Linked DNA regions of Mus musculus: region 2 is linked to region 1. A link is a loop called in an ENCODE intact Hi-C map of the cell type or tissue named here. Cell type or tissue: left cerebral cortex. All regions are shown on one strand. Each heading gives the region's core, and the rest is flanking DNA. Links, peaks and the distances in the headings are about the cores only.

Region 1 (8,353 bases), core at 249-8,248:
ATACACACATGAACACACACACCTCTGGAATGCTATTAGCCAAAAAGGGGAAAGTAGTTCTACAATATGTAGCATGAAAAAGCTTTTAGGATGACCTTGAGTAAGCAGGCTATTCCCAGAAAGTTTGTCACTTACTTACTATATAAGGTACTGAGGTACAATTCATAGAACCAAAGAACAATAAAGTGGCTATCAAGGCATAGGTAGAAGAGAATAAAGAGAGTTGGGGAAAAACTATGGGAACAACTTTTCAGGCAAGAAGTATGAGCTCTGCATGCCTGTTGTACAACGATTACCCTGTGCTGCATGGTATTGTTTTGCAACCATAAAAATTTAATAAGCCATAGTCAGATTCCTTGTTCTGTTCATAATAAAAATGAGAGAAATTAAAATGTGACTGTTAAAAAATTGTAATATTTGAAAAAATTATTTCCACAGGTGATAATGTTTTAAGATTTAATTATTGTGCTTAAAAGGATGGACCATCAAGACTACCATATCTGGGGATCCATCCCATAATCAGCCACCAAACGCAGACACCATTGCATACACTAGCAAGATTTTGCTGAAAGGACCCTGATATAGCTGTCTCTTGTGAGACTATGTCGGGGCCTAGCAAACACAGAAATGGATGCTCACAGTAAGCTATTGGACGGATCACAGGGCCCCCAATGGAGGAGCTAGAGAAAGTAACTAAGGAGCTAAAGGGGTCTGCAACCCTATTAAAAAAATAAAAAAAATAAAAAAAAACCCACAAAAATATCTCTAACTTGTAAGCCAGCTTTCCTAAGAACAGATAAACCTTTAAGCCCCACCTTCTCAAGGACAGGTAACTTCCTGAAATGCTCCAGGCTGTTCATATAAGATAACATACCACATGTTTTCACTTCTATAAATAACGTGGATTGCCCCCAACTGCCCACGATGTGCATGATCACATGTAGGATGGAGGTACACAGGCACAAAGCATATCAGGATGAATACTTGCCTTGGATTGGACAAATATGGGAAGTATGCAGTATTTTGGTGTTTCTCTTTATAAGCACTGAATTAACGTAATTCAGGGCCATTCTCTGGAAATCCTGGTATGGACCTATTAGGTGTCCATCATCCCAGACAATATTGAGTAAAACTTGCTTCAAACTTAGCTAAAAAGTTGTGGTAGTAATCTTATTCTTCCAAGATGGAATTAACAGATACAGTTAGCCTACAGCAGTACAAGGCCACCCTGGAATACATAAGGACTGGACCTCCAGACTAACCTAAGCATTAGTGTAGCTATTTTGATGGAAGTAGCTCATTAGGACATTCCCACCTGAAGGAAGGATTTTGGCCCATACAATGCAGGAAGCTCATAAAACTTATCAAGCTGTAGGAGCTCTGATGACTTAGCTGATCCATAAAGCCCCTCTCAGGGTTCAGTCAGCAGGAAAGAATTACTGGCCAAGAGAAGACTTAAGAAAAGCTACCTGCAAGTTTTCCCTGGAGCTCCAGAAATGTGGCTTTTTTAGTCATCACCATAAGGTGTGGCTGTCCATTAGTCACCCCAGCTCCTGAAAGTAACCTCTCACTCACGGAAGTGACACTACCAAACCTCCCTGATTCTGGAAGCTAGATGTAGATGTAAAAATTTCTGTGGTCTCTCAATGGGCTATCTCTGGTGCTTTCTCATTTTCTCCAGAAAGTTCTTGCAATGTTGGATTACATTAGACTAATTGGAAAGATTAAGGCCCTCTTTACAAAGACAAAACAGTAAGTAATATAAATATGTAGATATCCTTAAAAATAGTAAATATCTAATAATAAGACAGAACATCCCAGAAACAAATTTATATTGAGAAATAATGAGAGGAAAATACAAATAGTTGTAAAATAATACAAGTTTAATTATGCTATGTAACAGGAACCCAGGAAGAGAAGAAAGTTCTAGAACCAATTATTTTCCCTCTAAGAATAAACACGAAAAGTAAATACCAAGTACAATATATATCAATTGCAAACTTCATTTGATATTATTTTTAAATTTCATGGTGGAAATATTTAGAATAATATCTAAATAGATATACAGGACACTAACCTCCTTGATATTAAGTTTTGAAGAACCTTTCATTTACCATGCATATACAGAGGTGTGCACTTCAGGTATTTTTGTGCATCTATATGTGTGTGCATGTCTGCGTTCACATGTTTATCTGTGCTTCATCATGTGAAGGCCAGTATCAATGTGGTGTCTTCTTCGATTGTTGTATGTCTTATTTTGGAAGACAGTACCTCTCACTGATCCTGAAGCTCAGGCATTTGGATGGATTGGTTGGACAGAAAGCCCAAGAGATCTTCCTATCTCTTCCTCCACAGTGGGATCACGGGCATGCACTACAGCACCCACTGTGGGATCACGGGTGTGCACTTCAGCATCCAGCTTTTTATTCGATTTCTAGGCATCTAAACACTGGTCCTTCTGATTGCACAGCTACATGAAGCATCTCCCAAGCTCCTGCTTTGTTTTTTGGTTTTTTATTTTTAAGCAAATGCATAAATTCTAAAAAAAACATTCTACTTTTAATCATCTATCTTTAAATATGGTTTGTACCATTTGAAAATAATTTTGGACTAAGTCTTCCTCCTCTTCCTCATCTACTTTTTCCTTCTACTTGTAGCTCCCCTTTCATGCTAGTAAAGGGGCTGGTCTCAAGTTCAAAGTCTTACTACATGCCTCAGATTACTGTGCCCACGAGTATATGCCATCAACCTGTCTTGAACTAGAGGTTATTAAGAATTTCTTCCACTTTAAGGATAGTATATTATCTCAAATCTCAGCATAATAAAGGAAGACATATGCATATCAAGAAAATTGATCATTTAAATGAACCATTTTAAAGAATCAAGTCTTAAAAAAAAAGAGCCAGACACTAAGACACTTTAGAGATGTATGGAAGATATACACAGACATGTATGAACAAAACAATTTCTCAGTTGGCATTTTCATCCAATCTGTAAAATTTGCATTAAATACAACTAAATTGATATATCTGAGTTACATTTGTAATGCATCACAACATAGTCCAGTGTGTTCTTTAGTACTTAAAATTATCATTCAACATTCTTTAACTTCATTTGAATAATGGAAATACTAACATAGCACCATAAACAGATAATTGTTTCAAAATCAACAGCACATGTGGCTTTAAAAGTATCATAGTTGGTAATAATAGAATTAGGAATTGGATATGGAATTAGAAAAATACTTCAGGTTTTAGCTGGGTACATACCGTTCCAGGTCGGGGGTAAGGTATCCTTCCATCATATTGCACCCAGCGATGGTCAGCACTTTCCTTATGAGCATAGGGACCATTAAAGACTGCTCGGATATCAGCCATGCTGTACACACAGACAGCAGAGCCTTTGAAGATGGAGCTGAAAGAGAGGAAGATGACCCATTCATTCTCCTGCTGAACACATATCTGTACCTAAGAGATGTGTGGAAAATGTATCGCATACTGTTGTTGACAGGCACTGCAGAAATATGTGTTTGTGTCTTGAACGAGCTTATAGGCAAGTAATCCTGACTGACATGATGATGGTAACTACCTTACAGGTAGGGAAGGGAAGCCTACATCGGAAACGGGCTGCCAAATGGATTATCAGGAATCACCATGGAACAGGTAATGTCCACATTGACACCGAATTTTTAGTAGGAAACATTTGGTACAGTGGTTCTCAACCTTCTCAATGCCGTGACCGTTTAATATAGTTCTTCATGTGGTGGTGACACTCAACCATAAAATTATTTTTATTGCTACATCATAACTAATTTTTTTAGTTATTCATTATAATGTAAATATCTGATATGTAGAATATCTAATATGTGACCCCTGCGAGAGGGTCCTTTGACTCCCAAAGATATCATGACCCTCAGGTTAGGTAACATTGATCTAGAAAAACTATATTGTAGAAATGATTAGATATGATTCTTACTCACATATTGTTAATTTTGAAATCATTATACTTATAAAGCACTTAAATATAAAATTTACATTATGTTTAAAATATTTGGATACAAGAAAAACAGGATCATTTATCTGTCTTTTGAAATGTTTTATTATGTTTGATATTATTGTATTGTTTGTATATGACATGTAGTTCTGGGTGAATGGCAAATTTCATTATAATCTTCAAGTATGTGTTGAGGGGACAAAACTAATGGTGTTAGGTTTGTGTGGCAAGTGTGAATACTGACTGAGCCACCTTCCTTTCCATTATCCATCTATTCAAAGTGATTGCACATACCAGATTTTGACATTGAATATATTGCTCATATGATTTTGTTAAAATGATTTTTATTTTAGGAATTATGAATTATAGCCATCTACTTAATACGGAATATGATCACAACCCTGTGGTTTCAACAGGAATACTAAACAGGTAAAACTTCCACAGGAATTCTGAAATTCTACAAGACAGAGATGACAATCATTAGGACACGTCTGGCATTTCTTTCTTGCTATATTTCTGGAAAGCAAAATGCATTTCCTTTAAGGCTAAGACATTCTGCAAAGACTATTCTTAAAATTAAGATGAACCTTTCTGACCAAATGACATCATCCTGACTTTACACAAACAAACTAATCATTCTTTAGCATGAGAAGCTCAGTCATTAATATTCTTGGAATGATTATAAGTGAGAAACTTAAGAAGGCAATGGTAAGCATGTGTCTAGGAGGAAAGTGATATTGTGATAATAGTGATATATCTGCCTATTATATTTTAAAGAAATAATACACCATTATTAAAGGTTAATTACATTTTTTTCTTACTAGATAAGGGATATGACTTGAATTCCAAAATTACATCAGTCTTCATGGCAGCATTAAAAATAAAACAACAAAGAACACCAGGAACAAAGACGTGTAACTTCACACTCTGGGTGGGCAGAAACTTGATAGGAAAAGAAAAAAATTAAAGCACTATCTTGGGGCTCTGTCTCCCTTGCACATATCTAACATATCTAAATCTTGTGTGTGGAACACATTGACTTCAAAGCAAGATTTTGGATGGAAACAGGCCAAAAAAACTAAAGCTGAGACACTTGAACCACTACAGGCAATTGCTCCTCTTGCATCCTTTTGAAATGCATTGCACATGAAAAGAAAAATTGATTCCCAAAATGCAGCTCTTAAGCTGTCTTCTTAATGCCTGTATTAAAATATTTCCATCTTCAGTTTCATAATTAATCAAATACTATTTTATAATGTATTCTGAATCCATAGACAATTTCTCCTCATCTTGCTACAGAAAAAAAAATCTAAAAACTGCAATATTTTATTTAAAGGAAGATACCAGAGTCATTTCTTTCCTCGTCGATAGCAATACCTCAAAGTCCTCTAGTGCTAATGCCAATGCACAATGATAAAGAGTTATGGGAAGATATATGCAAAACTGAAGAGTGTTCCAGGCATTCAATGGAAGTGGCTGTGTACTTTTAACACACCAAACATTAGTCATCAAATTAAATAGGATGAAGACAGTAGAGAACACACCTTTAAAAGAAATTTGTGGGTACCTCTACAATCTCATTGAAGTCAAGGGAGAGCATCAGTGATATGTAATAGGACAAAAATCAGATGAGAATATAGGTAGGTGTAAAGACGAGGAAACTTTCAGACAGGCTTTGTTGATAGGAACTAGCAACTTATCCAACTTATCGTAAAGGGTAAGTTAGTGGAATTGTCAGAACAACCATGTCTACCTGTTCAAGTTCACAAAGGGGTACAGATAGGATAGTTTGCGATATGATAAGGTTCTAAGTCAAGAATGCGCTATCTTATGATGCACTACAGCCTTGTCAATGGATTCAGTCCTTGATTTATTTGTTTCCTTTGTACAACCTCTTTGGCCACACATATAGAAAGCATTGATTATGAGCATTACACATATATGCTTTTGGTATCTAACAATTTTATCCTGTGACTTCATTTTGGAGATATGCTTACTCATATGTGCAGTGGAGTGGCCAGAGGTCAGATGAGTCACTGAATCATGTCTAGGAAAAGTAGACTAAAAACAATACGGATGTTCAGGGGACTGGGTAAACATTATCTGTGGTAATTGGGATAGAGGCAACCATGCTGGTGTAAAAAGAACAAGCAGGAATAGATTTCTAAGAAAAAAAAAAAACAAGGTGAAATGATAAAGATATGTGTACTATGCAATTATGAAGGAAAATTTAAAAGAACCTCTAGCTATTGTAATAGTGTGAACATGAGGTATCCCTAACATGCTCTTGGTTTTAAATAACTGGCCCTAAGTAGGTAGTGCTATTTTGGGAGGTGGAACCTCACTGAAGAAAGTGTTTCCCTGGAAGTAGGCCTTGAAGATTACACCTCAACTCTGCTTCTGGCCGGGGTTTGCTTTGCTTTAAAATCTCAAGTGTGAGAAAGCTCCTAGAGCATTCCTGCTTTACCATAATAGATAAAATCTTCAGAGGGTGATTCATTTTTCTTATAAGTGTTCTCTGGGATATTCAGTCAGAGTGATAAGAAAAGTATCTAATATAACTATGCTAGTTTGGGGCTGAGTGTGTAGCTTACAGCATCTGTATTAGCCTATGACTACCAGGGAAACAAGCAAATAACTATTTGACTTATATGTAAGCAAGTTTTCAAGGAATAAATGCATTTTCTGTAGGGCAGAAGAGATGACTCAGGCAGGGTTAAAAGTGCTTGTTGCTTTTGCAGAGTATTAGAGCTCAGTTTCCCAACACCCACTTTAGGCAGTTGATAGCTGCCTGTAAATCAAATTCTAAAGTATCAGATGTCTGATTCTGGTCTTTATGGACATCCACACACAAGTTTCAATACCCACAGAAACAAAGACATAACCATCATACACACACACACACACACACACACACACACACACACAAACTGCTTTTTAAAGCTTGAAGTAAGAAAATACAGAATTGAGTGTCTTCAGACTAGCCAGCTGTGAGAGTTTGGCATAGTGCCAGAGAGCCTCATTATCTACCACAGACAAACCACATTCACTGTGGTGGCCTTTCTGGTGTGTCTCCAACTATTCAAACATGAGGTTAATTACTAATATGAATGTATTTAATAGATATGATCAAAAGACTCGATCATTTGATGTTAGGGAGATTATCTTCAATAATCTGGGTGGACTGAGTCAGGTCATAAGTTATACATATCGACAGATTGTGCTGTTGAAATCTTGGGCCACGCTGAGAATTCAACTTCCCTGCCTTTTCTCAGCAGCCTGCCTTTTGGATTCTGGAATTGCCTAGCAAAGTCTCATGGTCCTATACCCCAGTTCCTTACAATACAACTCTTCAGACATTTATAAAAAAAAAAAAACTTTAAGAAGAGCATTGTGGCCCTTCCGCTCGACTCGAGACTCGAGCCCCGGGCTACCTTGCCAGCAGAGTCTTGCCCAACACCCGCAAGGGCCCACACAGGACTCCCCACGGGACCCTAAGACCTCCGGTGAGTGGAACACAGCGCCTGCCCCAATCCAATCGCGCGGAACTTGAGACTGCGGTACATAGGGAAGCAGGCTACCCGGGCCTGATCTGGGGCACAAGTCCCTTCCGCTCGACTCGAGACTCGAGCCCCGGGCTACCTTGCCAGCAGAGTCTTGCCCAACACCCGCAAGGGCCCACACGGGACTCCCCACGGGACCCTGAGACCTCTGGTGAGTGGAACACAGCGCCTGCCCCAATCCAATCGCGCGGAACTTGAGACTGCAGTACATAGGGAAGCAGGCTACCCGGGCTTGATCTGGGGCACAAACTCCTTCCACTCCACTCGAGCCCCGGGATACCTTGCCAGCTGAGTCGCCTGACACCCGCAAGGGCCCACACAGGATTCCACACGTGACCCTAAGACCTCTAGTGAGTGGAACACAACTTCTGCCAGGAGTCTGGTTCGAACACCAGATATCTGGGTACCTGCCTTGCAAGAAGAGAGCTTGCCTGCAGAGAATACTCTGCCCACTGAAACTAAGGAGAGTGCTACCCTCCAGGTCTGCTCATAGAGGCTAACAGAGTCACCTGAAGAACAAGCTCTTAACAGTGACAACTAAAACAGCTAGCTTCAGAGATTACCAGATGGCGAAAGGCAAACGTAAGAATCCTACTAACAGAAATCAAGACCACTCACCATCATCAGAACGCAGCACTCCCACCCCACCTAGTCCTGGGCACCCCAACACAACCGAAAATCTAAACCCAGATTTAAAAACATTTCTCATGATGATGATGGAGGACATCAAGAAGGACTTTCATAAGTCACTTAAAGAATTACAGGAGAGCACTGCTAAAGAGTTACAGGCCCTTAAA
Region 2 (8,353 bases), core at 160-8,159, 1.9 Mb after region 1:
CATTCAAGTGGACTTGTTTTCAAGGCTTGCATGAGGAGGTTTAGCACTGTGAGAGGCTAGGAAAGGCAATTGATGAAGGTACAGTCTCAGTGTAAGTTGAAAGCCCAGGACTGAAGGGATCAGGCAAAGAAATTGAGGGTTGGCACCATGAAGGGAACCTATAAGAAGGTATTGTTGAAAGTGCAACCTAGTTTTATAAGAAAATCCCAGCATTTTTGGAGATGCCAGTACTGTAGGATGATCACCAAGAACAGCAACAGCAATGGAGTGGAGTCATTCTGGGCCAAGAGTGCTACAGATAGCAGAGTTGGAGAAGTGGCCTAACACCTTTGAAGGAGCCCAGTAGATCATATGTGGGTCCTAGACGTTGGAAGAAGAGGCTATGAAGTTAAAGTTGCCGTGGAGATCCCAAGAAGTTTGAGATGCCAGAGATGATGGGGACAGCTGCTAACAGAGTGTGGAACCAGACCAAGAGAAAGAATTGTGTTTCAGTCACCAAAGCTGAAAATAGTTGGACATCAGACATGGAGACTTATAGTTCAGAGTTTTCCCAGCTCTCTTTTGATCTTGCTGTTGTTCAATATTTCCTTACTATGATATTTTGGAATAGTAATGTATATTCTATGATGTTCAAAGTTTGTGATCTGAATTTTGATTTTGATTTTATGAGGGACTACAATAAAAAGATCTCATGAATCTTGGAAGAGACTTTGAATTCTAAAGCTTTTATCAGTCAGGGGATACAGAAAGCCACTACTGATATTAAAGATAAAATATGTAATATCAAAATTATAATAATCATAATAGCACTATTGAGCCAATTTCAATGAAGTCATTTAGCTTTTCATTTTCTGCTTCTATTTTCTAGCCATCTAAAAGACCACTGTATATGTTTCTAATGCCTTGTATTATGGTATTTTCCTTCTCTAACTTGCTTCTTGAAGGCTTAGCAAGTGACTTACCAAATCTAATGGCATCTCAGTTTGTCTACAACTGACATGATTTCTTTGTCCCTGTAGTTGTGCCATGCATTTGAGTGCAAAATTGTGTTTTTAACAAATTTTCAATTCTTAGATTTACCAACGAAGACTTAAGAGCCAGATGCTGGGGTGAAAATCTGCTAACTCAAATAAGCAGAGAAAATATCCAGCTGACTTTCCTCCACAGCAAACATCCTCAAAAGGCATTTGTTCTCCACACCATCTCCAAACTCCTTCCAAATCAATGGCCCTCCTTGGTACTATTTGACTCTCTATCCATACTCCTGAGCTACTATTACTTTCTATATTGTTCCATATATTCATTCTCAGTCAGCTGGTTGCTCTCTTTGCCTCTTGCTCTATGGTGTACTTTATATAATCTTGTGTACAGTATACCTAAGGCTCTTAGATTAATGATGTGTGCTAAGGCTGAGACACAGAACAAGAAATGGATTTTTTCCAATAAGTAGCATAATCTTGGGATTCACAGCATTATCAAATATCCTGAAACAAAAATTCACATACAAATAAATATATGACACATTTCTTGATCTGGGTTACTTCACTGAATTTATAATGTTTTCCATGGTAGGAGCAAAAACAGGATTCAATGCTGTATTTACTATTCTTATTCTACTAAAGATCCATAATATACCACTGTCTTCTAAATTTGTATTTGTCTACTCATAGCTCACAGAACTCATCAAAGAAGTTGCTGTGGACAACACAGAAAATTACAACTGGTTAAAGTGCATAACAAGGTTGTTAATAGCAGCTAACACCATAGAGAGTTCTGCAACAAACAGAATATCTATATATCCAAACTAAAGTCCAGGAATCATTATGGAATAAAGGGGGAAAGATTGTAAGTGCTAAAGGCTGGGGAACACTGGAGCAAAATAGGGTATTCTGGACATAACAGGATTGTAGCATTCTGGAAATCCTACAAGTTGTCTGCATAAGATCAAGCAAGTCAACATTCTAGCATGGAAAGAAGCTCCCAACCTTAACTATAGGTATGGGAACTTGGTGGCTTCAGTGGGTGGATAAGTTTCCTTTAAGGGTGTGCACCCTTGTAGGTCAACTATGATCTAGTGAAGGACTATGGTAGTTTGAATATGCATAGCCCAGGGAGTTGCACTATGTGGAGGTGTGGCCTTCTTTGGCGGAAGTGTGTCACTGTGGGCATGGCCTTTAAGACCCTCCTCCATTTGTCTCCCTGCAGCCTGCAGATGAAGTAGAACTCTAAGCTTCTCCTGAACCATGCCTGCCTGGACGCTGTCATACTCTTGTGTTGATGATAATGGACTGAACCTCTGATCCTGTAAGCCAGGCCCAATTAAATATTAGAATTGCCTTGGTCATGGTGCCTGTTCTCAGCAATAAATCCCTAACTAAAACGATGACCCTGTACATGGAAGTATGTGGGAAGCACATATTGGTCTCATTAGTGGGTTACTAATAAATTAAGACAGAGTATATGAAATTTTAACATGTGGAATAGATATAGCAGGAGTCAGGAGTAAATATTATAAATGTGAATTAATTATACTAGTTATAGTTTATTTAATATATATTATTCACAATTTATTCTTAGTGGAAAAGCCATAGATTATCTTTTTCTTCCTTGTTTTTATTCATTATTTAATGTGTATTAAAATGACAAGAAGCAGATACAACAAGATCAACTAACAGGTCTTTCCCTCCAAGCCAGTGTTTAGCGAATTTGGCCATAGTACTTTTTTAACATTAATTTAATTTATTATTTGTTCATTCCACACATGCATTTTGTGAATTCTGATTACCTTCACTTCCCACTCTCTCCCATACACTGCTAACCCATTAACTCCTCTATATTCTTATGACATTATCAAAACATTTCAAAATATACTCTGTACTAAAATTCTGCACAATGTCTACATGTTTCCTGAATTGGAAATCGTAACTTTCTACTTCAACAACTATCATACCAGTACAAACAAACAAAGATCTGCTCTACTGGCCACTGCACTGCAGAAGGTTATAATTTGAATGTAGATACTACAGAGAGAAAACTTCCATCTATGGGTTTTGGTAAAGCTTTTGATGAACTAAGTTTACCAGAAGTAAGTGTAAATGGGCTCTACTAAACAAAGTGGGAAGATCTGAGCACAGAGAGCTAAACTCAACCCTCTTGAATAAGCAAGCAAATAGATCCAAAGAGAAATGTAAACAACTGTAAGTGTATGTGTGCATCAAGTATAAAATCTTTGTGTCTCAAAATGTCCATTTTCCTCCTAAGAGAACAAAAGTTGTGTAAGGTTTAGCTTTCATTACAGTTGCTCATCTGTGGTGTGATTTGAGGGCTCCATCTCCATACAGCCAGCACAGTAGTCCTAAACCTAGCTTTCACACACAGGAGATTTACATTTAATCTCTCAAATCCATTTGCTACTCCAGAGCTTGGCCAGAGCTGAGACTGCTACAGACTCAGTATCTCAGAGTCTATGGAGAGAACATTTGGACCACAGATGACTTCACTGACCCCCCACTGATAGAGAACCATTCTATATTTGCCTGACAATTGTATTCAACAGTTTAAAGAGAACTGACAAACCTCAGAGCAGCTCTGCTCCCTCACAGGAAGTTGTCACTTAAATATGAAAATCTTTTTTAGCCATAGCCAAGCATTTCAAGTGCAAGTGAGACCTTGACATCCATTCTGCTTGATCTGTAGTTTGAAGTGGGCTGTTTTGATAATGTGCTTGTGGCCTTTGTAATGTATGTTATGGCGTTTTTATTCTACTCTTTAATACCATTGTACCTAGAAATGTGAAATAGTTGAAATAGTTATTTTCGTCATAGGATTAACTTTCAACATCTGCCAATAATGGATTGGGTTCTTGGGTTCAGACTTTTGTCTGTCTGAATTATCAGCGTTTCTGCCTTACTGTTTAGTCTTTCACTAATGCTCTGACAGTGTTGATGGGCTGTAGTGACGGTGACAGGCTACAGAACAGTTCTAATGTTTATTCCATCCTAAGAACTCATATGGATAGGTGCATTGAAAGAGCCTTTTCTCCAGGGAATATATAATCTTTTTTTATAATCAAAATATTTCTTGTGAAAGAATGTAAAGTCAGACCAAGAGCTTTGATCTTGATAATAGAATGTTAAAAGATATAAAATGCCACAATGCTTTTGACAAATAGAAGCACAAGGTAGAGCTTTGAATAAATGGTTTTAATATCATTTATATTGTTTGTTAGCCCTGACTTAACCTAATTATTACGGTCTATATTTTCAGGAAAGTTTGTACAAAAGGTCTTTGTTATCTACCCAGCTGTGTTCAATGACAGCTAATTATGTGTTTGCACCTGAGCTAGTGAGCACTTCTTAGTGAAGTTTGCCATCTTGTGGCAAGTCTGCTAAGACAGAAACATCAGAAAGCTATTAATGACTTTCAGAACTCAAGAGTTTGTTTTTTAGTAAGTCATTAAAAGAATGTTTTATAAAATGTTTATCCAGAATATTTGAAAAATGACATCACCTTTTATCTCCCTTAGTAAGAATTAAATATCATAGATCTAATCTAATCCTAGCATAGTGTACACTGAAAGACAACACAAGTTCACAGTGCAAACTTCAGGAACAGTGTGCATGACTTCAAATCCCATTTGAACTTGTACCATTAGTAGATGAGCTTTTCACAGGATGTTGGAATTTTCTGATATGCAAAATGGAAACAAATTTATTTACTACTTTGATTTTACATGATAAATGTACTATGCAACACATTTGAAATAGTGTTATGGAAGCTAATATTTATGCAAGGCAGTCATTGGTGTTATGTGTTAAAGTATATAGGATTAACTTAGTTGTGAATAGTCTATGGTTGGTATATTTCAAGTAGAGATTCTGAAGAAAACATAAATATAGAGATAACAATACTTACCAGTTTGTGGTATTTATAATTTTCCAAGCATTACTGGAACACTTTCTAGCACTAAATGTATTTGACCCTAACAATGAAGGCACATGATCATCCTAGTTTTCAGATAAAGAAACAGAGGTACAAATGGAAGAATGAAAAAAATTAAATAACCATTATAAGTTACCTAACTCTAAGTAAGAGAGATGAGATTTGATCAGGATTCATCATAAAAATTACCTGTGTTGTCAACTGTTATTTATATTGCCTACTTGCATTACAGATATTTCAAAGAAATAGTATTAGATGTTGCAATGGCCGAAGAACAAATAAAAAATTAAAAGTTCTGTAGAATCACCTGCTTTCTATCTTATCTATTCAAGTCATGAGTCACTTTAACCTCTTCCCTTATTTTTTTTGTTGTTGCTGTTATATTCTAATTTTAAAATGAATTTTTAGAAGTTTCCCCAGGGAATGGAGAGATGGCGCAGTGGCTAAGAACACTTGTTTCTAGTTTGGTTCCAAAAAACTTGATGGCAGCACACAGTTGTCTGTAACTCTAGCCTCAGGGCTTCTGAAGTCATTTTCCAGTCTCCACTTGTAGTAGAGACAATATTTGGCATATATAAGTATATTCAGGCAAACACTCATGCACATATAATATAAATAAATCTTTTAAAATTTCCTATTATAAAACATACTAGAAATGTCTAAAATATTATGTGACTGTTTCTTCCTTTTTGACGTCTATAAACCTTTTAAAAATTGAATATAATATGATTGTTCTTTTTATAACTCTGTCAAGAAACACTATTTAAAGTTTCTGGAGTTAGTAAATAAACTGTAATATATTTAATCCACTGAAACTTTATGGTTGAACGTGTGAATATTTTCACACTGATGTCAAGACAATGAGCATAAAATTAAAGAATGAATTTCATTGACATTTCTCATGGAAATAAATTCACAATATAAACAAAGCAACAACAAAGCCCTTCCCATAAACACAGTTGCAGAGGGGCACTGTTTAGTAAGTTCTTACTAAATTTAGCATTGCCCATATTTCACATCTTAGGAAAAGCATGAGAGCTTTGTGATATGAGTTGCACACTCACTAGAGAAGAGTGAGTAGTGGGATAATAATCCCACTACTCCCGAGTCTGATAATATATCCTCAGTTGAATTATACATGAAAATTCTGTGCTTTCTTTATGACTTCTACAGCAAAATACATAATTTCTTGTGTTAGGAGAGTAAGAACGTACTAAATGTACTCTGCAACTGTGTTTATGGGAAGTGCTTTGTTGTTGCTCTGTTTTATATTGTGAATTTATTTCCATGAGAAATATCAATGAAATTCATTCTTTAATTTTAAAGTGAAAACAAAATATGGGAGTATTAAATAAGAAAAAAGTCTTTTCAAAATGGTCCTTTAAAGTCTTCCTTGAAAGGAAAACAAGAAAGTGAGCGGTTTGGGGGAATGAATTCATACATCAAAACACTAGGTACTTTTATCCTTCTGCTTACTAATATCATGGTCCTCAGTGAAACCTGAAGATATGCAGCAGAAATGTGTGCGTGAGAGTGATTTATCAGTCACCACAGGGGAATGGGCTTCAGTGCTACTAGGGGTTCCAAACAATGCAATGACTGTGTGGGAACAAAGGGGCAGTTTATACATTTGCTCCAAGGAGGGAAAATAACTGGAGAACATTGCTATGGTATCCATGACATTGACTGAGCCAGAACATCATAAAATGTGGTTAGGTGTTTCTTGAGATTAGTAAGATTTCCTTCGTGCCCTGCTGGAATGACAGATGGAATGAGATCAAGGCATCATTTTTAGTAGGTAGACATCTGCACACATTCTCTTTGTCAGGGGCTGGTTTGTGGCTGTTCATGCTTTCCCTTGCCACCTGCCTTTTGACCTCAATGTGTCTACTTCACACTTTACATCTGTGTGCTAACTCTGTAGGCCTCAAACTAACCTGCTTAGGAAGTGATTGAGAAATGGTGACTATGTTGGAGAATTTTACTGAACTGCAGTGAATAATTTCTAAAACTGTAAGCCTTGAATAAGGTAACAAATTTTCTCTTGCCTATTCATGAGGAGAACAGACATTAAGAATTAAAAAGACAAAGCTCTTTTGCTTTCTATCTATCACAAACCTAAATGAATGATATGATGGATAAAACTTCATTACCATTATTCATGAGTTATGAAAATATTTTTTAATCATATAATCCTTGAATTCAAAACTGAAGGTTGGTGAAATAATATATCTTGATATGTGGCTATGCATCTGTATAAACAATATGTTAATACCATGTTGCCAAATATTTTTTACTGTCATTTAACTGTATTTTTTTCTGGGGTCTTCTATAGAAAAGAGTTAATTCACTTGATGGGCATTTCTGGTGACTGACTTCTGCACTCAGGTCCTGCAACCTATTTAGAGAATTGACAGATGAGATAAGGATTACTAACAGAAGTAAAATAAAAGCCTTTCTGATATTTTTCACAAATCCAATAACTAATGTGTCTTCAAATGAATAGACATACACTGAGCTCATGTATATCCAGAATTTTCCCACTACACAAGAACTATTTTCCATTCTTTATTATTTTATGTTTATATGCTGTATTCATTTTACATATATATTATTCATAGATGATAACCAAAATGACACATACTTGGATCTGATATGCTTCTTGTGCAAAATAACTATGCGCCAAAGAAGCCCACAAAGAAGTATTCAGTGTCCATCAGCCCACAAATATGCCGTGGGACAAATCAGCATAGAAAGGCCATGCCAGGAAGAATGCAAGACAAATGCTAAGATGGTTAGGTACAAACAAATCTTTTAAATACATTTTTTCACGACTGGTAGAATCTTTTGGATTGGAAGCAGTACTGTCACTGATGATAAACTTAAGTACTAAAAGTGAATGTGATATTGTATGCAAGCATTTTAACCATTTGCTACATTTATTTATTTGTGTAACTGTTTCCCTCTCCTCTACCTCTGTCACACTTCCTCCTTTCCTTCTTCCAAATCAACGTTAAGATTCCATGGGTTATGGTGCTAATTTTTATAGGAATAAAGGAATAAATATCTATTTACCTCAGGTATAGTATGGACAACATATGGAAGAAATGATTCTACCCAAATCTGAACTGTACCAATGACTTTCTGAGTGTCATCCACAAGAGTGAAAATAAGAGATACTTACAGTATCATGGCAGTGAACTCAATGAAAGCCTCACCCCAACCTGAGAGATGAAGCGTCCCTCATCACTCAAGAGTTTCTGTGCCCCCATACGGTTGCTATTGTTTACAGAAACACGAGGACAGATATGGTGAGCATGGGTCTTCTGCAGTTTCTGAGCTTTTTCTTAGTTTGTCCATTCAAGAGAGAATGTTTTAATTCAGGAGAAATGACTTTACAAGTGTTCTACAG

What was found. Hi-C counts contacts between places; a loop is a spot of excess contacts. Peaks named below come from ENCODE experiments on the same cell type or tissue, not always from the same donor. Only the 100,000 strongest peaks of a DNase experiment are listed, where the experiment ranks them.
Region 2: a loop joins it to region 1, with 4 times the contacts of the local background. A loop is called at or near these places in 10 of 42 quality-filtered maps.

What each region holds. Positions count from the first base shown.
Region 1 is chr5:12,548,139-12,556,491 of GRCm38, reverse strand. Sema3d (sema domain, immunoglobulin domain (Ig), short basic domain, secreted, (semaphorin) 3D) reads right to left here. Exons shown (of 18, transcript NM_028882.4): 11 at 3,270-3,414. Among named protein-coding and RNA genes, the nearest start is that of Sema3d, 170 kb to the right of the region's middle. In left cerebral cortex, for the core only: no CTCF peak of the experiment used is centred there; no DNase peak of the experiment used is centred there.
Region 2 is chr5:10,670,399-10,678,751 of GRCm38, reverse strand. No RefSeq gene overlaps it. Among named protein-coding and RNA genes, the nearest start is that of Gm32266, 250 kb to the left of the region's middle. In left cerebral cortex, for the core only: a CTCF peak has its summit at 4,380 (motif pointing left); a DNase peak (open chromatin) is centred at 4,368.